Linked DNA regions of Homo sapiens: all the other regions are linked to region 3. Evidence: chromatin loops called from intact Hi-C (ENCODE). Cell type or tissue: dorsolateral prefrontal cortex. All regions are shown on one strand. Each heading gives the region's core, and the rest is flanking DNA. Links, peaks and the distances in the headings are about the cores only. Region 1 overlaps PHLPP1 (PH domain and leucine rich repeat protein phosphatase 1). Region 2 overlaps PHLPP1 (PH domain and leucine rich repeat protein phosphatase 1). Region 3 overlaps PHLPP1 (PH domain and leucine rich repeat protein phosphatase 1).

Region 1 (8,050 bases), core at 1,066-6,065, 180 kb before region 3:
CAAAGCTACAATGTTTTAGTACAATTATTAAGTAGCAAAATTGACTTATTTGAATTTCCCATCCTTCCTCTGGCTTTGAAATATTCTCTACTGAATGGAGTTCACAGACAATGAGTGAGATTTTAAGGAAAGAAAGGGAAGCTGCAGTGATCTTGGATAATCACTCATAAAGAGGAAGAAAAGAACCAGAGGAGTGGTAAATAGGCTATTGTATAAAATGGACAATGAAAGGATACTAAAAATAACATTTTGTTTCATGTACTTTATGTCATTTGGTTTATATCAGTGAGCTTTCACTTACTAATGGGGGCCACTGTTGGTAGCAAGACTCTGAGGATGTACAGTCTGTTGGCTGGGACATCTCTTGAGGTGGTTACAAAGGCCACTGAGAGGCTGTGATATTCCCTGTTCAGAAGCATTATCCATTCTTTTTAACCTGTCATCACAAGACAGACATACTATTTAGAAAATTTTGAAGCTAGAAAGGACCGCAGAGTTCATCTCATAGAATCTATGCCTTACATTAGGAAACTGAGCTCAAAGGATGTGTTTAAGGTGCACAGCTAAAGAATGAGAGCATCTGGAATAGAAAGAATGATAGTTGCACAGTGTGCAGGTTCCCCGGATCTTCCTGCTGTATTTTCCCCCTTTCAGGCATCTCTCTCCATTCATCTATCATAAACCATTTATTTATGATACCCTTGTAGAATACAGTGTGTGTTCTACAGCAGAAGTGCAGTTCTTTGACCTTCCCTCACCTGTATTCATATTGAAAATATAGCTGAGGGTTTTTGTTTATTTGCTTGGGCCTTACTGCTTATAAACAGAACATATCTCTTAAATGTTCATTAAAACATTTTTCCTCTTTTTAACAAGTATAATAGTCAAGATCTCAACAGGAAATAGCACACTTAAATCAGGAGAATTTTAGAAGGATGTGGACAGGGTATTGGGGAACTGCAAGGTTTAGTGTAGAAAATGCCTGAAATTATCAACTGCTGGAGATGTTATTAACCCACACCCCAAAGGGATGAGTGGAAGAAGAGATTTATAGAACCTAGCAGGAGATGCTAGACCCTTTAGCTAGAGCTGACTGCACCTTGAGAGAACTTCAGACCAGGGCACGGCCAGCTGGAGGCCACCTAATAGGGAGGGTGTCCGGAGAATAGATACCCTTGACCACACTCTCTTCTCTCCCCACCCCCCACTGGCTGAATCCAGTGGGAGGCAGAGTGCATAGAAGGCCCTTTACACACTTGTCACTTCTGGGGACAGAGAACAGGTGGGGAAGGTTTTGAACAACAGGGATATCCGAATGTTCTTCGTTTGCGTTATAAATTAACGCTTTAGAGTTTGTGTTGCATAAAATGTAATTTATTTGGGTCAACTGTATAGTTTTTGTGGTTTGATTATTTTTAGTAAGTTCAGTCTTCAGTTATGTTTTAAAGCTGGCTCTATAGTTAATATTAGGTATATAGTGGTGATCTCAACTTTTTTTCTGCTTCTAGATTAGTCATGGATAATGCATACAAACTCACCTATAACATCTTTCATTATATGCAGTTAAAATTCTCAAGGGGAAAGTGAGTGAGGGTGGCTGAAGAATGGGCTGTTTGTCTCGGGGGAGCATATGAAAAGAAGAGTCTCTGTTGTAAAAACCCTCTCAGTTTGATATTTACTTTGGTTCATGTTACTTGTTTTGTTGTTTAGCGAGTTTCTGCTTATGATCCTAATAATAACCTATTTAGAGTAGGGCTTTATTTTCTAGAGTGCCTTGAAGCTATTCGATGCTGAGCTGGCTTCTCCGGCTACCTGCATTCTTTGCATGACTTAATAGTGAGCTTTTGTAAACATGAACTCAATCTTTAGGGGTAAGAATCTCTTGTCACTGTTGGTGGAGGAGACATAGAGAGAAGTTCAGCTGAAATCCACTTTTACTTAACCAGAAATTCCCTTTGTTGGTATTTGTGCAAATTAAGTTGAGAGTTGAATTACAGCTAATTCCTTCCTTCCTTGCTTCCTTCCCTCCCTCCCTCCCTCCCTCCCTCCCTCCCTCCCTCCCTCCCTCCCTCCCTCCCTCCTTCCCTTTCTTGCCCTATCTCCCAGGCTGGAGTGCAGTGGCATGATCTTGGCTCACTGCAGCCTCCTTCTCCTGGGCCCCAGTGATTCTCCTGCCTCAGCCTCCCAAGTAGCAGGGATTAGAGGTGCCCACACCCTGCTAGTTTTTGTATTTTTAGTAGAGACGGGGTTTCACCATGTTGGCCAGGCTGGTCTCAAACTCCTGGCCTCAAGTAATCCGCTTGCCTTGGCCTCCCAAAGTGCTGGGATTACAGATGTGAGCCACCACTCCTGGCTGCTAATTTCTAATTAATTGTTCTGAGTAATTAATTTTTAATTGTGAATTTGCTGAGGTGACATGTTTTGCCTGGTAGGTTTGATGCTAAAGAGATGCATCAAGCAGAAATTGTTAGTTAGTATATGGAGCCTCCCTCTGTCCGTCCGTCGCCCAGGCTGGAGTGCAATGGCGTGATCTTGGCTTACTGCAACCTCTGCCTCCCGGATTCAAGTGATTCTCCTGCCTCAGCCTCTTGAGTAGCTGAGACTACAGGCATGCACCACCATGCCCGGCTAATTTTTGTATTTTTACTAGAGATGGGTTTCCCCATGTTGGCCAGACTGGTCTCAAACTCCTGACGTCAAGTGGTCCGCCTGCCTCTGCCTCCCAAAGTGCTGGGATTATAGGCGTGAACCACTGTGCCTGGCCTCTGTTTGTTTTTATGTCCATGGTTTCTCATATTTCTTTCCAAGTCATAGGCATTTACCTTCTGTCTCTTCAGCATTTTAACACATTTTCTTACCTATGTCTTGTTTTTCTCATATTTCATATTTAACTTTTATGTCATTCACATTTGCATACACAGAGCATCACTCCTAGTCTCTAGGAACACATTGGCTTTGTGTTGTTTTGACTTATGTCTAGTACCATTAATATTTTTACTTTTTCTATTTTTTTTAACCGTTTTTTCCTTGTTGCCTTTCTTTTCTCTCACTCCCCTGACTACTTTCTTGGCCAGAATGTGTGTATGTGAGCACCCAGAGGCAAAGAAGGGCTAGAAGAATGAGCAGAGGGGGTTATGAGGATACGAGCTACCCCTTTTTCCAGTTGTTGATGGAAGAGAGGCCAAAGAAAAGAAGAAAGGTTGGCTCACCAGTGGGTCAGAGGAAGGACTGAGTGGCCCAAAGAAAGGGAGGAGCATGGAGTCTGCAGGAACTGCAGAGCTGAGCCTGAACAGCAAGAAAACAGTGGAGCAACCCAGGAAGGAAGTGATAAGGTTCCCAAGTCTTTTTGGAGGGGTACATGTGGGGAAGAGGGCAGATTCGATTCCAGGGAAGGAAAAGAGCAAAGTGGAGCCTGAGCATGTGGGGATTAACACACCCTCCCAAGCAGAATAATTTTGATGATTGAAACTGTTCTAAGCATCACAGTTACAGTATTTATGGCTCCAGAACATCATAGTGCTAACTAAAGTAGGGATAGCAGGACATGGACTTCAAAATGCAGCTGGATCAAAGTAACTTTATTTCTGATTTCCTAATTTGGGCTAAGTATCATAGGTACTTAACAAGCACTTAATAAATATTGATTGAATTGAAAGTAATATGTTTCTTCTGTAAAACACATATGTACATGTTTTCATCCATTTTTCTACTGTGTGAAAACACCGAGAATGTATAAATGGATGAGTTACTGCCCTCTGTTGGAGCGTGGAACTTACTTGGGCAAATGACAACTTGTGAAGTTGTCTTGAGGAGTATTAACAAGGTAGAAACGTACTAATTATGCCTTTTGTAGGGGAGAAGTCCAGTCCTGTAGATTCCAAATAAAAAATTAGATTGGAGTTCAGAGAAGTTGTTTCAGGCAGGGCAAGTTGGTAAGGAACGGCATGTTGGAACCAGGGAGAAGCTCAGTGAGGGTTGAATAAAGGTAAGTGGCAGAAGATAAATTTTGAGAGTAGGGTGGAGAATGGAGAAAGCATACTGCCTAATGCTTTAATCATTTTATGTTTTAATTTTATGCCTTAAAAGTCTTAAATATAAAATCAGATTTAGAAATAATCTCAAATGTTTTGTTCTGGAAGACTATGCTCTCTGGATATGTTAAGGGTTCATATTGGTGTTAACAGTTTGTATGCTAGAAATTTTAATTTAAACATTTGTCTGTTTATCATTAGTTTTTCTAAATCACATAGTTTTTAAGAAAAATCAGATCTTTTATTAGAATATAACATACATTCAGAAAGGTATGCAAGTCTTCATCACCAAGTGGTTACTACTGAGCTCAAAATACTGTCAGCATCCCAAGTCCCCCGCTTTTCCCCCTCCTAGTTATTACCTACCCACTCCAAAATAACTGCTGTCCTAATTTCTAACACTCTAGCTTAGTTCTGCTCATTTTGAGCTTTATATAAATAGTAGCTTATCATATGTACTCTTTTGTGTTTAACTTAAGATTGTGAGATTCAGCCATCATTTTGCATGTAGGAGGTCATTGCTATGTAGTTTTACATTGTATAATTATACCACAGTTAATACTACTACTGTTTTTGGACAGCTGTGTTTCCAGGTTTTCTTTTTCCTACCTAATTACAAATAATGCCGCCATGAACATTCTTGTGCATCTTCTAGTGCAATTTACATGTATTTTTTTGCTTTGGTAAATCTGTAGGAATGGAGTGGATAAGTTATAGGGTATTTATGTTTTAACTTTAGTAGATTCTGCAAACAATTGTAAAGAGATTATACCAGTTTATATTTCCACAGCAATATATGAGAGTTCTTATTGCTTCACATCCTTGTCAACGTTTGCTATTGTTGGTCTTAAGCTCAACCGTTGTGGTTGGTGTATAGTTTGGGCTCATTGTGATTTTAATTCGCATTTCCCTGAAACTAAGATTTTTATTGGTTCTATAGATATTGGGGGTGGGTGGGTGTGTGTATTAGTCCGTTTTCACACTGCTATAAAGAACTGCCTGAGACTGGGAAATATATAAAGGGAAAGATGTGTAATTGACTCACAGTTCCAAATGGCTGGAAGGACCTCAGGAAACTTAACAGTTAATGGCGGAAGTTGAAGGAGAGGCAAGTACCTTCTTCACCAGGGGGCAGGAAAGAGAGAGAAGTGAACAGGGAAGAGCCCCTTATGAAACCATCAGATCTCATGAGAACTCACTCACCATCATGAGAACAGCATGGGAGAAACTGCCCCCATGATCCAATCACTTCCCATCAGGTCCCTCCCCTGACACGTAAGGGTTACGATTTATGATGAGATTTGGGTGGGGAAACAGAGTCAAACCATATCGGGGGTGTATGTGTAGGGGGAAGGTGTCTAGTTTTTTTATTCATTTTTTATTGGGTTGCCCTTTTTCAAAAACTAATTTGGGCCTGGCACAGTGGGTCACACCTGTAATCCCAGCACCTTGGGCTGGGAGGCCAAGGTGGGAGGATCACTTGAACCTAGGAGTTAAAGGTTGCAGTGAGCTATGATCATGCCACTGCACTTCAGCCTAGGCAACAGAGTGAGAAAAAGAAAATAAAAGAAAAAGTAATTGTTAGAGGCTTTTTAAATGTATTCTGGATATGAACGCTTTGCTAGTTATATATGTTACAGTTATCTTTTTTTTCTAGTCTGTGGCTTGCCTGCCCCCATCCCCCCATCCCCCTCTTTTTTTTAAGAACACGGTCTCGCTCTGTGGCCCAGGCTGGTATAATATACAGTGTGTGTGTGTATATATGTAAACACACATATACATACACACAGTATAATATACACTGTATATATTATACATATACAGTATAATATACACTATATATTATACATATACAGTATAATATACACTGCATATATTATACATATACAGTATAATATACACTGCATAGGTTATACATATACAGTATAATATACACTGCATAGGTTATACATATACAGTATAATATACACTGCATAGGTTATACATATACAGTATAATATACACTGCATAGGTTATACATATACAGTATAATATACACTGCATAGGTTATACATATACAGTATAATATGCACTGCATAGGTTATACATATACAGTATAATATGCACTGCATAGGTTATACATATACAGTATAATATACACTGCATAGGTTATACATATACAGTATAATATACACTGCATAGGTTATACATATACAGTATAATATACACTGCATAGGTTATACATATACAGTGTAATATACACTGCATAGGTTATACATATACAGTATAATATACACTGCATAGGTTATACATATACAGTGTAATATACACTGCATAGGTTATACATATACAGTATAATATACACTGCATAGGTTATACATATACAGTATAATATACACTGTATATATTATACAGTGGTATAATCATAGAGGTCACTGCAACCTTGAACTCCTGGGCTCAAGAGATCTTCCCACCTCAGCTTCCTGAGTAACTAGGACTACAAGCATGCGCCCCACACCTGGCTAACTTTTTAATTTTTTTTGTAGAGACTGAGAGTCTTGCCATGTTGCTCAGGCTGGTCCCACACTCCTGGGCCTAAGTGATCCTCCTATCTCAGACTCTCAAAGTGTTGGGATTATAGGTATAAGCCACCATGCCCGACCTTTTTCCACTGTCTTAATGGTGTCTTTCGATGGCATACACTTTTAGTTTTAATGTATTCTGTGTCTGTCTTTTAATAATGATTGGTTTTTGTGGGTGTCTACTTAAGAAACCTTGCCTATGTTAAGGTCATGAAGATATTCTCCTGTGTTAATATCTAGGTATGGTGTGTGGCAGAGGTCAAGATTCTTTTTCACCCCCATGCATATAGATTGCCAGTGTTGCTTTTTTTTTTAATGTTTGAAATAATAGAATATAAAATATTTCAAAATATTTTTATCTAATTCATTCTCTTCTGCATATAATTTTAAATGACTTTAAAAGTTCTCTTTTAATAGAAGTAATGGTTGTTCTGTTTCTTTTGTAGTATTCTAAATGCAAACAAAGTGCCCTCCCGGACTTCTGTTCATCTATTTGTAGGGAAAGTGAAACAAAACAAAAACTCAAACTGAAGAATTTTATATCATATCCTTACCCTGAGAAGTGCTATCTTTATTTGGAACACAGGAAAATCCTCTATCTGTGATGTATGTATAAACACTTAGAAGAAGGGAGAATTGGTAATAAGATTTAAGTAACTCTGTCATAAAAAACAGCAATTTCTATTACTTGACTCCTTTCTGCCATTTTGTTCTTGATTTATTTCTTATGGTAATTCCAAAAAGGATTTACTGATACATTTGGAAGGAAAGGAAACATTCTCTGTTATTTATTTCTAGTGATTTATGCTTGTTCTTTTCTCCTGCTTTCCTGATTTTTCTTCAAAGGCATAAGGCATAAAAATGATCATAGCAGTGGAACTGATGAACAAGTATTCTTTGAGGATGGCTTGTTATTTGGTTAGTTGATTCTTTTTTTGCTGTTCTTGTTGGTCCTAATATTTTTGAGAAAACTCGTTTCTTTTGAGAGATAGATAAAACTGTACTCCCAAGGCAAACCATTTATAGGAAAATAAAAAAGACAGTAAGAATTTTGTGGTATATTGTGTGTACACTCCTTTCTGTAATTGGGCTATCTAAATGTTGTTTGCAATGTTGAAATTAGATCTTCAAGGATTAGCTTGACATCTTTTTTGAAAGACATAATTTTCTATTTATCTACATGGAACTTTGTCTCAGATAGTATGAGATTATATTCTTCAACTCTAAAGCTTTTAAATATAGTTTTGTTTTCCTTTTAAATTTGTTTGGGATTAGATGAGCTCAGGATTGTCTATAGGAGATAAAGAGAGTCAGAACTATTTGAGGAAATTCCAAGAAATGAGGACTTTGAGGTGAATGCATCAGGAATTAGTTTAAATCAGTATGTTATTCAAAATTTGTCAGCTTTTAGTTTAAAAATTTTTTATAAATAAAGTTGCCCTTATTGTCTTTCATAGC
Region 2 (8,050 bases), core at 992-5,991, 66 kb before region 3:
CATTCAAATAGAGTAGTTTATCTAAGTAATGATCAATTCATTTAATAGTTAAAGACACCATTAGTTTAGTTCTCTCTCTCTCTTTTTTTTTTTTTTTTTTTTTGAGACAGAGTTTCGCTCTTGTTGCCCAGTCTGGAGTGCAATGGTGTGATCTTGGCTCACGGCAACCTCCGCCTCCCGGGTTCAAACGATTCTCGTGCCTCAGCCTCCTGAGTAGCTGGGATTATAGCCATGTGCCACCACACCCGGCTAATTTTTGTATTTTTTTAGTAGAGACAGGGTTTCACCATGTTAGTCAGGCTTGTGTCAAACTCCTGACCTCCGGTGATCTGCAGCCTGGGCCTCCCAAAGTGCCGGGATTACAAGCATGAGCTACCATGCCTGGCCTAGTTCTCTTTTTTATAGTAACTGTAATTACCATCTAGTGCCCAAGTAAATGTTTTTAAATAATTAATTCTGAGTCTTAACTGTCAGTGAACTTTTCACTGCCACCATTTTAAAACTGTTTCTCTCCCTTCCCATTTGTCCATGGCTGTGTTTTCATGATGACAGCTGGAGTTGGGAAATATTTTAATATTAAGTGTAAAAATACAAATTTGAAAATAAAACTATGATATGCCATTGACTTCGTGTGTTTTTATGTTCAATATAACACATATTCTCCCTGAACTTGGCATAGGTCTATAGACCCTTTAGGAAAGTAAATTTGGAGCTAGACTGTTTTTTTAGACTTTAGAGATGATACAGACTATGTAACTATGTCCTTCCTTCTTTTTAAAAGTTTAATTTAACCTAAAGATAGGGTCTCATGCTGTCACCCAGGTTGGAGTGCAGTGATGAGATCATAGCTCACTTGTAAACCTCGAACTCCTCTACTCCAGCAGTCCTCCCACTGTACCCTTTTGAGTAGCTGGGACTATAGGTGCATGCCACCATGAGCAACTAATTTTTTATGTTTTGTAGAAATGGAGTCTCGCTTTGTTGCCCAGGCTGATCTCGAACTCTTGGGCACAAGTGATCCTCCCATAGGCGTGAGCCACTGTGCTCTGCCTCTTCCTTACTTTTTCTTTATTTCTTCTCCCTATCACAATTCATCTTGCTTCTAGAGAAAAGCGAATCCACACATTCTTTCGATTTATGCCCTTGGTACTTTGGTATTTTATTTGAGGTTTTATTTATTCTTTGTAATCAATTTGAGTTTAGAACCACATTTGAGGACAAATTCAACCAATTACTTTTATGTTCTTGCATTTAGGAACCGCTTAGAAAATGTGCCTGAGTGGGTATGTGAAAGCCGAAAGCTAGAAGTTTTGGATATTGGCCATAATCAAATATGTGAACTTCCTGCCCGGTGAGTATTACAGATCAAATGAGAGGATCTCACAATAAATGAGCAATTTTAAAAATTGCTGATTCAGTGTTTAACTTGGTATCATAAGCCTAAAAGAGTTTGCTTTAAAAACTAATATGGTGTCTTTTACCCCATGTGGTGTCTTCAAGTTACACACTTGCTTCATGCAGTGCAGTGAGGAGTAGAGTGAGGCTTTGACTGTCAGCCAGACTTTTCAAAACCATGCAGGCAGTGGTGCTTGGTGGAAATTTTTAAGTAAGCCAAAAACAATCTTTGAAGCAAACAATATGATTGGCCCACTTCTGGAATCTTAAGTCTTTCAGAATCTTCCACCTCTGTTCATTGACTTAACATGTCTACTTTAACCATAAATACCTTTTGTTCTCCCTAGACTTTAACTTTGACGGGGGAAAAAGATGGTTAGGTCATGAAACCTAGAAAGAGCAAACTAGATTCTCTTTTTCTTGTTGTGAAATTTGGGAGTAGAAGGTTCAAGAACTTCTCTTTCCTTCTCTCTCTTAAATATGTTCTTATTTTTATTTTATAATTTTCACTTCAATGGCAGGATTTGCAAAACAGCCACGCGATGACTTCTATTGTCTGTAAATACAGACAGATATTTTCAAGTTGACTAATCATGGTCCAAAATATTAGTGGACTTTTAGTGACTAGCCATGCAGTTAGTAACCAAGAGTCTATCCAGTGCTGTCCTGTAGAACTTTCTGTGATGATTGAAGTGCTCTGCATCTGTGCTGGCCAGTATGGTATCCACTGGCCGTCTGTGGCTATTGAGCACTTGCAATGTGGCTAATGTGACTGAGGAACTGAATTTTGTGTATCCATTAATTCCAATTAACAAATTCATATAGTTACTTGTGGCTGCCTCAACCCAGGTCTTATTATTTCCACCATTCTCAGCCAGTCACTGAACAGAGGAAGTCAGTTATTTTTAGCTATGTGTAGTCAGAAACATCAGTGAAAATATTATAGAAGTATGTCACCATTTTGGAGTAAACTTTTACTTTAGTGCACAATCTTTAAAGGTATGTGATCACCATTCCTGTTTCCTTACCCAGAAGATATACTTGCTTGGTAAGCCTAGTAAACATGTTAGAGTTGAGCTGTCCAGTATGGTAGCCCCCAGCCAGCCATTAGCCAAGTGACTGTTGAGCACCTGAAATGTGACTAGTCCTAATTGAGAAGTGCTATAAGTGTAAAATGTACATGGAATATAAAATATTAATAATAGTGTACATTAATTACATGTTAATATTTGGGGTATATTCTGGGTTAAATGAAATAATACTCTGAGAATTCATTTACTTGTTCTTTTATTCTTTCTTTTAATGTGGCTACTAGATAATTTAAAATTACATGTGGCTTATATTTGATAACACTGTGTTAGAATGTAGCTCTTATTAAAGAAATCTGAGTTATATTTTCATCCCTGAAAAGCTCTGTTAATTTCATTATGTTCTGCAGCAATACATTTTACCTGTAAATACGATCCATTTGAAAGTGCTTTCTGCCCTAGAATATTATGTTGACTGAGCATTCAAGTGACCCATTGCAGCCATCACCATTAACAAGAGGGTGGGTGTGTGTGTGTGTGTGTGTGTGTGTCCATGCATGACCCTTTTAGTAGAGGAACAGGAAAAATGAAAACAGTAGGGAAAAAAATAATTCGTTGAAAAAAATTTTTTACCTTATCTTTTCTTCTATTTTCTTTCCTTCTATTCTTTTTTTTTTTTTTTTTTTTTTTTGAGACAGAGTCTCAGTCTGTTGCCCAGGCTGCAATGCAGTGGTGCGATCTTGGCTCACTGCAACCTCTGCCTCCCGGGTTCCAGCAATTCTCGTGCCTCAGCCTCCCGAGTAGCTGGGACTACAGGTACGCACCACCATGCCCAGCTAATTTTTGTATTTTTAGTAGAGACGGGGTTTCACTATGTTGACCAGGCTGTTCTTGAACTCCTGACCTCAGGTGATCCGCCTGCCTCAGCCTCCCAAAGTGCTGGGATTATAGCCATGAGCCACCACACCTAGCCTTTTCTATTTTCTCTGTTCTCTTTCCCACCTCCACCCCTCAATCCCACAGATAGCACATTGGCATCCAAGTTCTCTGTTTTGCTGAAGGCTACAAAGATATATTTTATATATTTTTTATATTTGTATATATTATACATTAACATATTATATATTTATATATTATATATTTATATATATAAACAAACAAATTCAAGATAACTGACATTTTATCCAATTTTCCTCCCAAATTTGTTGATCTTTAATTTGTTCTGTATCAGAACAGGCTTTTTGAGAATCTAAACAAATGCTTATTCAATGCAAATCCCAAATGCTCTATTGTTAAAGAATTTAAACAGTATTCTTTGTGTGTGTGTGTGTGTGTGTGTGTGTGTGTGTGTGTGTTTAACATGTGGGACAAAAAGAGTATGCATTGTTTTTCTGTTTATAGTGTTGTTCAATTGCAAACTCTGTGTGAGCCCTGTTGTTGATGTAATAGGCAAGGCTGGGCACCGTGGCTCTTGCCTGTAGTCTCAGCACGCTGGGAGGCCAAGGCAGGAAGATTGCTTGAGCCCAGGAGTTCAAGACCAGCCTGGGCAACACTGCAAGAACCTATCTCTGCAAAAAATAAAATTAGCTAGATATGGTGGCGTGTGCCTGTAGTCCCAGCTACTTGGAAGGCTTGAGGCAGGAGGATTGCTTGAGCCTAGGAGGTTGAGGTTACAGTGACCTATGATTGCATCACTGCACTCCAGCCTGGGCAACGGAGCTGAGACCCTGCCTCTTAAAAAGAAAAAGAAAAAAAAAAATTCAGGCAAGGCAATGATTCATTAAAATTGATTTAATACTCATACTTTGTCTATCCAAGTAAGGTATATAAAGAGTTTGACAGGGCCAGGCACAGTGGCTCATGCCTGTAATCCCAGCACATGGGGAGGCCGAGGCAGGCGGATCAACTGAGGTCAGGAGTTCAAGACCAGCCTGACCAACATGGTGAAACCCCGTCTCTACTAAAAAATATGAAAATTAGCTAGGCATGGTGGTGCACGCCTGTAGTCCCAGCTACTCTGGAGGCTGAGGCAGGAGAATCACTTGAACCCAGGAGGCGGAGGTTGCAGTGAGCCAAGATTGCGCCATTGCACTCCAGCCTGGGCGACAGAGTGAGACTCTGTCTCAAAAAAAAAAAAAAAAAAAAGAGTTTGACAAAAGAGAAATTATTAGAGGCGGAAATGTATTGAAAAGGAAAGAAAGTATTTTAATGTTTAGACAGTACCCAAAAGAATTGAACTAAACCCAATAATTAGCATTCAGTATTCGTCCTATAGTTGATCTTTTTTATTTGGAAAAATAAAGATAAAAGATTTTATCACCTTTTAGTTATTTATGTGGTAAAGGATAAATATATATATATATATATGATGAACCACATGCTGAGCTAATAGGCTGGAGTGACCATTACAGAGACTGCCCTGTGGTAATGGTAACTGCATAGATAATCTGGCCTGGATAATCTGTCTTGTCACACTGATAGCTAAACCTGCCAACTCAGGGATCTTTAATTGGGGCCTGTGGTGTCACAGGGTTGAGACAGGTTGCTAGCATCTTTGTGAGCAAAGAAACTCCATTTGCTATTTAAAGTGAATAAAGTTATTCCCTAATGTTATGGAGATTTTTAACTCTTGTGGATTGAAGGATACAAAATTTGGATTAGACAGGAAGAGTAAGTTCAAGAGACCTATTGCGCAGCATTGTAACTACAGTTAATAACAATGTCTTGTATTCTTGAAAATAGCTAAGGGAGTAGATATAAATGTTCTCATCACAAAAAAAAAAAGATAAATATGTGAGGTAATGCATATGATAATTAGCTTGATTTAGCCATCCCACAATGTATACGTATATTAAAACATGTTTTACACCATAAATATATGCTAATTTGTGTTAATTAAAAATTAACTTTAAAAAATTGTGGGCATTTGTGAGTGAGATCAGAATGGTGGAAAACAGGAGGTGGATGAGGAAGCCTCATTCTTTGACAGCAGATTAATAAATTAATTTATTAATTAGGCAGATTGATAAATTAATTCTTGATCTAAAGTGATCAGGATGCAAATTGTAACCTCACTTTTCCCCACCCCCCAGATGTCTGTTTAAACCCAGGGCCTGTTTTCTCTGTAATGTTGGAGAAGTCTGAAGTGGTCATAATGTAGATTTACATTAGATTAACAAGTATTCATCATCTCTGACAGTTCTGGTGACCTTTACAAGAAACACAGCCAAGCTTCCAAACAGCTCTTTAAGTCTCTCAAGAAAACAGTGGATTAAGTACATGCTGCTCTTTCGGGAGACAGTCTCTACCTTGGTCTAGGATTAAGCTAGAAAAAACAGACATACAGCCAGGGAAGTGAGGCAAAGAAGAAATAATTAGGATTGTGAAATAAATGCAACTGAGGAAAAACATAACATTTTCTCAGTGGACATTTGTAAAAGTTTGATTGAAGAACCCTTTATTTAATGCAGATCCTGTAGGTAAAGACTGCTCAGTTGTGTTTACTCAGAATCTCTTATGGGTAAAGCACCCAGCATTCTGGGACAATACAAGATACAAGCCCTACTCTGGAGAAGCATGCAGCCTTTGAAAGCTTGCCTTGTGACCCTAACAAGATTAGACTGATCTCTTCAGTGCGTACATCTATAGAACTTGTTTTTTGCTATGTAGAGCTTCTTTGCTCAATATTTGTTTACATAGTTTTTTCCTTCCTCCTTTTTTTGAGTATATAGAAAGTATTGAAACAAATAGTTTCAAGTTTGAATTTATATTAAAATGAATTTGTAGTTGCTCCAAGTGAATTTGTGATTTTTGGAGAGGTAATTTTAAGTATTCTTTACTCTTTTTCATTTTTTGGTCTTTTGTCCCTTTTTATACAGCTTATTTTGTAATAGCAGTCTCCGGAAACTACTGGCAGGACACAACCAGTTGGCAAGGCTGCCTGAAAGGCTAGAAAGAACCTCGGTGGAGGTCTTGGATGTGCAACACAACCAGCTCCTTGAGCTCCCACCTAACCTTCTGATGAAGGCTGACAGGTAAAGCCATTTGTCTTGTTTATCATCTGAGTCTATAAATATTCCCTCATTTGTATCTTTGTCTTTCGTGACCTGAGACTGTATAAACTTTCTGAGTATGTATCTGTCCCAGATTTGTGAAGGAAATAGTTTTGCCAGCCACTTTACTGACCATTTTGTAGGCGATGGAGTCAGGAGCAACCTATAGATTCTTTATTAACTTTGCTGCTCTCTGGAGCAAAGTAGGTTACATTGTCCATAAACATGTGTCATGGGGATGTAGGTGTAAAACAAGGATGAGAAGTGTGCTGCTCTGTTACTACCTGGTCACATCCCATGCCAGGCTTAGCTTAATTATCTTATGATTCTCTGTTCCCGCTTTCACATGTTTGGGACTTTGGGAGATGGAGATGAATTGTCCCAGAGTTAGCTTAGTTGTTATTGTTTTTTGTTGTTGGTGGTGTTTTTTGTTTTTTGATCTTTTGAGACAGAGTCGCACTCTGTCGCCTACGCTGGAGTGCAGTGGTGTGATCTCGGCTCACTGGAACCTCTGCCTCCCAGGTTCAAGCGATTCTCCTGCCTCAGCCTCCCAAGTAGCTGGAACTACAGGCATGTGCCACCACGCCCAGCTAATTTTTTGTATTTTTAGTAGAGGTGGGGTTTTGCCATGTTGGCCAGGCTGGTTTCGAACTCCTGGGCTCAAGTGATCCACCCACCTTGGCCTCCCAAAATACTGGGATTATAGGTATGAGCCACCACGCCTAGGACTTATTGTTTTTTAAACAGTCCTTCTTATCTTTATCATAATTAATTCCACATTCAATTCAATTATTTTGTTTTGAACAAACAAAATTTTCCTAAATTACTTGTATCATACACTAAGCATTTGAAGTTGTTTTGAATGGGAGGGAGAGGTTAATTTCAACATTAAATGAAGCTCTGTTATTTTGTTGTGATAAGTTGCCACATACAGAATTTTCTTTAAAGAAAGCTTTAAGTAACAGTGGCTGTTAACTTACTTTGGAGCATCTTGTTTGCTTCAGAACCCATGTGCATCATTCTCAAGTGTTTCATAACCTGAGTTATTTTGACTTCTGCTCCCATGTTTATTTTTAGGGAGTGACCATTACTTTAGAGACAATATGAAGGATCTAACTTTTAGTGTATCTCATAATGAAGACAAAAACGTTAAATTTAATTTTGCTTCTAGAAGTGCAGAGAAGAGAAGGAAATGATGACAGATCTTTTTACCTTACAAAATAAATGTTAGCTATGTTTCAGCATGTGTCATATTATGTGGGTGAAATGGCCGTCTGCGATCTCTGTCTCTCCTAAGCCGAATTAGATTTCCCACTGCATGTTCCTAACTCCCTGAGCTTACTCCTGCTGTAATACTCATCACACACTGTATTGTAATTTCTTGTTCACTTGTCTCTCTCCATTATTAGATTACTAACACCATGTGGCCAGTGACTGTGTCTTAATTATAGTTTTATCATCAACATCTTACACTGTGTCTGGAATAAAGGAAAGTGCTCAAAAAATATTTGTGTAATAAATGATAGAGAATTTAAGGAATTTCAAATACTACCTTCATTCCTGGCTTTATATTTT
Region 3 (8,050 bases), core at 1,645-6,644:
ACTTCTCTGCCGTTGGGACCATTGGGCGCCGGAGGGCCAATGGCTCTGTTGCGCCCCAGGAAAGGAGCCACAATGTGATAGAGGTGGCTACAGACGCACCTCTTCGAAAGCCTGGAGGCTATTTTGCTGCCCCGGCTCAGCCGGATCCTGATGATCAGTTTATCATACCCCCGGAGCTGGAAGAGGAGGTCAAAGAAATCATGAAGCATCACCAGGAGCAACAGCAGCAGCAGCAGCCGCCACCACCCCCTCAGCTCCAGCCGCAGCTGCCGCGGCACTACCAGCTGGACCAGCTGCCAGATTATTACGACACGCCACTATGACCCAGCCGAGCTGTTTAACAAATAAACTAACCACAAAAGACTGAGTTGCAAGAGTCTCCCAGGCTCACATTAAACCAGGGGTTTTACTCCACATCCTTCCCCCAGACACTGTTCCCAACCTGTCATCGCAGCTAATCTGTAGGTTCTCTTTCTTTGGGTTATTTTTTTAAGTAATCACCACTTTCTTCTAGTGATGCTTTACCAATATGATTTACATTTGTTAACTTCTCCCCCTAACATATCAGATATGTAAAGACAAAGAACAAAAGGTTTAATATATTACAGAGAAACAGTTAATGATAATGTAATATTTTTTAAAATGGCTTTTTGTTGTTTGTTTGGAAGGCAGGGCAGGCTGCCGTTGCTAAATGATTTAATAATATTGTAATTCTGTATTTCTTTGGGGGGAAAAGGCTTTTGTTTTGTTTTGTTTTGTTTTGTTTTGTTTTTGTCTTGAAAATAATAGACATTTGTAGAATATGGAGACTAACTCCTAGGAGTTGCTTTACTCTGTCAGGTGACTTAAGTCACTGGGATTCACTAATTTTCTCTGAGAGAACAGCTGATTGAGAATTTCCATTGTAAATAGCTCAGTGTTGTATAGTGAGGCTTACGATGTTTTGTAGTCTTGGCGTAAGGACACAGCCCAAGTAACTGACGTTTCCCCTCCCCCTCCCCTCTGAGGAGCCTGCCTGCCTCACAACTCACCCTCACTTCACTGAATGAGGAGGCTGAGCAGCTGCAGTGTTTCTGTCCGGAGGAAATGGATCTTAGGCCACTGGACAAGAACCTGCACCCAAGGGCCCTGAACCCATTTTCCTCCCCTGTCCCAGCCTTCCCACTTTGACAGACACTTTTAACTGTGTTCCTTACTGCTGCCACAATCAGCATGGTTGTATAGTGCCCCATTAGGCCATTTACATACCCAGAGTTATACTCAAGCAGAATGCACAAATGGACATGTCATAATTTTTGTTACAATAAATATGAAATTTACAAGTATTTACAAGTATCTGCTTTTGTCTCAGCAGCCAGATGTTTCTTGGAGACAGTCACACTAGCTTGCGTTTAGAAAGAATGGATGGAATATTGGGGTTATCAGATATTTCTGATTTTTTTTTTAAGAGAAAAACATCCAGTAAGTTAACCTACATTGAATGAAATGTGAAATTAACCAAATGGTAAGCAGTATAATTAGCTGATCTTACAGCTTTTCTTTTCTTTTCTTTTCTTTTTTTTTTTTTTTTGAAATGGAGTCTCGCTCTGTCTCCCAGGCTGGAGTGCAGTGGTGTGTTCTCTGCCCACTGCAACCTCCGCCTCCCGGGTTCAAGTGATTCTCCTGCCTCAGCCTCTGAATAGCTGGCATTACAGGCACCCGCCACCATGCCCAGCCAATTTTTGTATTTTTAGTAAAGATGGGGTTTCACCATGTTGGCCAGGCTGGTCTCATACTCCTAACCTCAAGTGATCTGCCCACCTCAGCCTCCCAAAGTGCTAGGATTACAGGTGTGAGCCACTGTGCCAGGCCTGATCTTACAGCTTTTCTATTTCTTCTTATGACTTAGGGTAAGATGTTTGGGTACTTCTTAGGGAAGATGTGAGAAGGGGGATAGACAGAGGTTGCATAGATAGGGGAGATCCCTGGACAACTTTACTCTCACGAAGCGAAGTTTTCAGTTTTCCTGGGGGGCCTGTAGCTCACATAAGCAGGTTAACCTGCCTCTTACTTGGACAGGGTCAATCAAGCTGGTTGGCTTGCCTTCCACCACCAGCAGGAATCGTGTAGGTGCAGCGGTGTGTACTTAAGAAAGCCAGTATTCCCAGCTACTAGTCAACTGCATTTACAGACAGGGACCTCCGCCTTCACCTCGCCCCCACCCTACACGTGTGAACCTTGTGTGGAAGATACTGTTGGTCTTCATCTCACATGGACCACCTTCCTATGTAGACCTGGCTTCCTTCTTTAGGTCTGCCCTTGGGTGGGACCTGGCTAATTCAGTGACAGGGCAGTTCTTATTTCTTAACTAGTAGACTTGGTGGTGGGCTCTGTGTCCCCCTCTAGGAGGCCGCTGGGTGGACTTTGTTTTCGTAATGGCCGTACTTCATTTCCACATCAGGCTACTTGCACACAGTGCTCTTTGGAAACCACTAAAGCCATGGAAGAGAATTGCCTCATCTCGGCCCAGTGAGAGACCCAGGGACCAAGGAAGCTGACTCCCCAGTACAGGCGGAGCGCTCTGGCTGAGACTGGAAGCTAAACCACCTTGGGACCCCTGCCCCGGTTCCACTTCCCAGCCCCTTACCTTGTCCCTCGGGCTGCCCCACTGGGTTGAAGCAGATGTGGACAACTCCAAGCTCTCACACCGACGCCTTAGTTCCTGCAGGTCTGGGCTGCTTCTCTGACTTCCTCAGTTCTTAAACCCCCTCTGGGCAGGGTTCACCTGTCCCCGGGGGTGGAGCACACCCCGGCCTTGTATGTGGATCTCTTCCACCGCAGCTCACTTCCAGAGTGGTCAGAACTGGCTGAGCGTGGTCCACGGAGGCAGCAATCGCTTCCAGATTCTAAAATGGGCCCCACAGCAACTCTGTGCCAGGGGCAGCCACTGGGCCCCACAAGCTCTGATGCAGGGACACCTCATTTCCTAACTTCTGTGTCTGCTGCAGGAGAAAGGGGTATGAGACTTGGAATTGCTTTTTTCCTGAGTCCTCCAGTTTATTTGTGCTTGCTGCTGGGTTTATTGTCTCTTTTCGGTCCCATTGTGCACATACTACATGTAAGGCACCTTGGAGTGAGACTGCCCTTTGGAGGCTTGGGGTAAGTAGGGCATTTAGATGAAAAGGTAATTCAGTCAAGCACATGTTGAGTGACCAAAGTGGCATAGACTTAGCTGATAGGTCTCCATGCGGTTGCATAGGAGCTGCCTCAGTTATTTCTGAGGAGTTTCTTTGCATTTCTGTTTATCCAGATAGCATCTAATAGTATATGTAGAGCTGCTTATACAACTGAAAGTGCTTTCTGAATATTAAAGTGCTTAATATTTGAAGATCCCTGAAGCCACAGTGTCTGCAGGGTAAGTATTAGGGAGAAGGGCATTCCCGCCTGCTCTATTCCCTGCTTCCTGCTGGAAATCCAGATAATTGGGAAAGGGCTTTGAGGGGAGAGAAAGGAAGAAATGAAACGGGAAGCGGAGAGCTGTGGTGAGCCTTGCTAGGAGAAGAACCCCTGATCGAGGACCCTAGAAACTGTTTGGTGTTGGATCCAGCGCATGCTGCCCGCCCTGTGCTGCCCTCAAGCTTCCTGCCCTTCGCTCCTGCTCCCGAGCACTGGCTTTGATGAGAGGTAGCAGAGCCGATCTCTGGGACCCAGAAACCCCACCTGCCTGCCTTGGTTTCTCTTGATTGCTTTTGTCACAGCACCACCTGCTGGTAAGCTTAGACTTTGGGTGGAAATGGGCTTCACTCTTTATCCTTCCTTCACTTTCCCAGAAGAAACAAAGTGTTTAAGTTTCTTATCACTGTATTTTCGTAAACACATGATAGCAAACTCCTATACCACTGTCAAGTATAGCCGAGAAGCTGTGTTTCCGCTTTGTAAGACAGTAGAAGTGATGACAGCTGGTTCCTGTGATGAGCCTGATTTTCCATGGGAAATTGACATGCAGAAATATTAAGATGGATAACCAGAATCATATAGTTTTGCTGGGAGAGAAGTCTGTCTTCAATGTCCATCTAATTCCCAATTCCCCTTTCCATGGTTAAAAAAAGCAAAACACAAAGCATCTGTTAACATGTTCTGGACCTTATAGGATAACACCTGAGAGTCCCCTCACCACTGGCACTGCAGGGGAGAGAAGAAGAATTCCATTTGATCATGTGAACATTCATCAAAGGGTATTTTGAGTTCATCCCTGACATGTTATCACAAGATAGAATTTCAGGCCGGGCACGGGGGCTCATGCCTATAATCCCAGCACTTAGGGAGGCCAAGGCGGGTGGATCACTTGAGGTCAGGAGTTCGAGACCAGCCTGGCCAACATACTGAAATCTCGTCTCTACTAAAAATACAAAAATTAGCCAGGTGTAGTGGTGCATGCCTGTAATCCCAGCTACTCGGGAGGCTGAGGCAGGAGAATCGCTTGAACACAGGAGTCGGAGGTTACAATGAGCCGAGATTACGCCACTGCATTCCAGCCTGGAATGCAGAGACTGGAACAGCCTGGCGACAGAGACTCTGTCTCAAAAAAAATTTTTTTTTCTTTTATTATCATACTTTAAGTTCTAGGGTACATGTGCACAACGTGCAGGTTTGTTACATATATATACATGTGCCATGTTGGTGTGCTGCACCCATTAACTCGTCATTTACATTAGGTATATCTCCTAATGCTATCCCTCCCCGCTCCCCCACGCCACAACAGGCCCCGGTGTGTGATGTTCCCCACCCTATGTCCAAGTGTTCTTATTGTTCAATTCCCACCTATGAGTGAGAACATGCGGTGTTTGGTTTTCTGGCCTTGTGATAGTTTGCTGAGAATGATGATTTCTAGCTTCATCCATGTCCCTGCAAAGGACATGAACTCATCCTAAAAAAAGATAGAATTTCTATAAAGTGTGGGTTTCTGGTATCTGCCTTACCTACCTCTCCAGCAATCAAATTAGGTCATGTATTTGCAGTAATTTAAATACTAAAGCCTTATGTAAGTGTAAATATTGTCATTGTTACAAATGAAGGAACTAAGGGGCGTCTGAAAGAAAATAATGAGGAATGCAGCAAAAGCACCTTTTTAAGCCAGGTATGGTACTGTGGGCCTGAAGTTAGTCCCAGCAACTTGGGAGGCTGAGGCTAGAGGATCACTTGAGCCAACGAGTTCAAGGCCAGCCTGGGCAACACAGCAAGCCCCTGACTCTTAAAAAAAAAAAAAAAAGAAAGAAAAAAGTACCTTTTTGAAAATGGGAAACTCTTAAGTCACTTATTACAATTGTTATAGAAGGAAAAGCACTGGTAATGATGGAGAAAATGGGCTTCTCTCATTTGTTGCCATTTCATTTTTCTTTCATTGCATCCCCCTAACTCACACTGTGCAAACTAGTCTATGGAAACTCTTATCTCACTATTGTCATTTATCTGTCATGAACTGATTCTTATTGCTATGTATTTGAAAGACGGCTCTAAGGTGGTTTTTTTTTTCCCCTAAGCCTCACCCCACTCAGCACCAAAATTACAACAAAGTTCCAACTTAGTACGGCGAGTCTATTGCCCTGCTCACTAAGTGAATGTAGGAATTACATCTAGCAGACAAAGCTTTGGGCTGGTGATGGAAAGCACACCCCACCGCTCACACCCTCCTGCTTCACTGTGTGCATTCATTCAACGTGTTTAGGAAACACCAGTAAAGAGCTGGCTACTTTGCATGGCTCTGCCTCACCAGCACGGGGCCCTGAGAAAATGGCTTGGTGTGGAGGTGGCTGTGCTAACCTCATGAGGGTGTGAGCCAGCCTGACGATGGCCTACGGGCCCACATGAATGGCAGAAGCCAGTGTGGAGGCCCCATATATTGTCCTGTTCCTTCTGGAAGACTAAGGTTGAACACTGCCGAGGAAATTGGCAGATGGGTCCTCAAGGCAGCCGTCCATTTTCTGGGGTGTGTGGTAGAAAGCTGGAGGCTATGCTGTCCCCAGCCCTGATGTGAGTACCCATAAACAATCATGGCATTTCTCCAGCTTCGGTTCATGAGTCCCTTCATTTTATGCCCAATCAGAAACACAGTGTTCTTCTATCCTGTGCAGAGGGGGAAGCAACAGAACACTTGGAGAATTTTCTTCCATCTGCTCATGACTGGAATTGCTCTCATTGTCATTCCTCCGCTTTTCTAAGGACAGGGAAGGAAAACTGCCTTCACTGAAATCACAGGTACTTTCTAGTCATTCAGTTTCTTAGGTCTTATTCCATTCTGGTAAGCTGGCACTTTCCCCTAATTACCAATCTTACCTATTGAGAGAAAGTTGAAATGGCAACAAAGATGGTTTTCCCAAATGCTACACCTCCAGATGTTGACTTTTCTTGAACTCATAAATAAGTGATTTGCTCTTCTGAATTTTCAAGAAAACTGCTCCACAATTAACATTCAAAGTTTCTTAAACTAGTTTTCACTTAATAGAAATTGCCTTGTAAGCCACGAATAAATCAAGCACACAAAATAAATGTATTTTATTTGCCTTATGATCTGTAATACTGTAATGCTGTAATACACCTCCTCCTAGAGCATTTCAGATGGTTAAAAATAGCTTATTTAAATGTGTCACATCCATATACACCATGGAATACTATGCAGCCATAAAAAATGATGAGTTCATGTCCTTTGTAGGGACATGGATGAAATTGGAAATCATCATTCTCAGCAAACTATCGCAAGGACAAAAAACCAAACACCGCGTATTCTCACTCATCGGTGGGAATTGAACAATGAGAACACATGGACACAGGAAGGGGAACATCACACTCTGGGGACTGTTGTGGGGTGGGGGGAGGGGGGAGGGATAGCATTAGGAGATATACCTAATGCTAAATGACGAGTTGATGGGTGCAGCACACCAGCATGGCACATGTCTACATATGTAACTAACCTGCACATTGTGCACATGTACCCTAAAACTTAAAGTATAATAATAAAAGAAGAAAAAATAAATAAATGTGTCATATCACTGCACACCCTGCAAACAACAAGCCATACTTCTTCCTTATGAACAGCAATATGCTGAAACCACCATCTCTCACAAGTTAAGCCCATTAGGATTTTTTTCCCAAAAACTTCAGCAGACATGTGTTACAGTGTCACCTGTGTGTGTCGTTTGCATATAAGGACATAAAGTTTTGTGAGTCCTCCAGTTTTCAAATTTAAATTTTGTTATATTCCTTAGATTCTGGTGTGTTGGGTGTGTATTCTGTCACTATTCCTGGGACATTTCCTGAAGGACGATGGGGCGTGGGGGGAGAGAAAGGACAATGGATGGACATGGCCAAGAACAGCAGTTTGACCAGAGAGGGCTGTTTCCTTTCCATTCTGTTTTAGTCTCAGCTGTCTTAGCGTCACACAGCAGACACCATCTCAAGAGTTGACCTCAGACCCGTTTCTAGGCAGAATATCCACTGTGCTGTTTTGCTGAGTTGGTGTTGTGTTTGTTCCTGCTGGTGCTCCAAAGATAAAGGCTCCTTGGTGCCCCTTCCTAAACTGGTGAGCACCTCCATGCATAAGTGGAGCACTCACCCTGGGCAGAGTGCAGTGGGAGAGGCTCCCAGAGATGGACAATAAAACCACAGTTTAAAAGATGACAATGTGCTGGGGAGACTTAGAACCAACAAACACAGTGGAGTGACAGAGTGGGCTGGGGAGGGCCAAGCCCCACACATAACTGCTAATGGCCAACCCTGAGCTCCAAAGGGCCTCTAAACCCCAGCCCTGCAGTGTGACCCCTGAGAACCGGCTCAGTGGGAAGTTCTTACTGTCCAGCAGTGACCTCCAGGCTCTCCCATCTGCTGGCCTTATGAAGGATAATACTTCCCATCACCAGTGAACGAAGAGGGGCAAATGTCCACATCCCGCAAGCTGCTCCTCCCTGCCACCCAAACAGGCTCGTTCTTAGATGGAGTGCCCTTAGCCATTGCGCTGCAATGCCCAGGAGGCTCCGCAGAAGTTGAACCCCCTCCACATGCGCTGAGTGCAGACGAC

The links. Hi-C counts contacts between places; a loop is a spot of excess contacts. Peaks named below come from ENCODE experiments on the same cell type or tissue, not always from the same donor. Only the 100,000 strongest peaks of a DNase experiment are listed, where the experiment ranks them.
Region 1: it touches region 3 in a loop (4-fold over the local background); 3 of 110 quality-filtered maps call a loop at or near these places.
Region 2: a loop joins it to region 3, with 4 times the contacts of the local background. A loop is called at or near these places in 5 of 110 quality-filtered maps.

What each region holds. Positions count from the first base shown.
Region 1 is chr18:62,798,988-62,807,037 of GRCh38, forward strand. All of the region lies in intron 1 of PHLPP1 (PH domain and leucine rich repeat protein phosphatase 1), which reads left to right. Among named protein-coding and RNA genes, the nearest start is that of PHLPP1, 87 kb to the left of the region's middle. In dorsolateral prefrontal cortex, for the core only: CTCF peaks have their summits at 3,717 (motif pointing left) and 3,922; no DNase peak of the experiment used is centred there; H3K4me3 peaks cover 709 bases; H3K27ac peaks cover 3,768 bases.
Region 2 is chr18:62,913,658-62,921,707 of GRCh38, forward strand. It overlaps PHLPP1 (PH domain and leucine rich repeat protein phosphatase 1), which reads left to right. Exons shown (of 17, transcript NM_194449.4): 9 at 1,256-1,351; 10 at 6,302-6,457. Among named protein-coding and RNA genes, the nearest start is that of PHLPP1, 200 kb to the left of the region's middle. In dorsolateral prefrontal cortex, for the core only: no CTCF peak of the experiment used is centred there; a DNase peak (open chromatin) is centred at 3,894; H3K27ac peaks cover 5,000 bases.
Region 3 is chr18:62,979,109-62,987,158 of GRCh38, forward strand. PHLPP1 (PH domain and leucine rich repeat protein phosphatase 1) reads left to right here. Exons shown (of 17, transcript NM_194449.4): 17 at 1-1,325. The coding sequence ends at 323. Among named protein-coding and RNA genes, the nearest start is that of PHLPP1, 270 kb to the left of the region's middle. In dorsolateral prefrontal cortex, for the core only: CTCF peaks have their summits at 3,745 (motif pointing left) and 3,954; a DNase peak (open chromatin) is centred at 3,713; H3K4me3 peaks cover 743 bases; H3K27ac peaks cover 5,000 bases.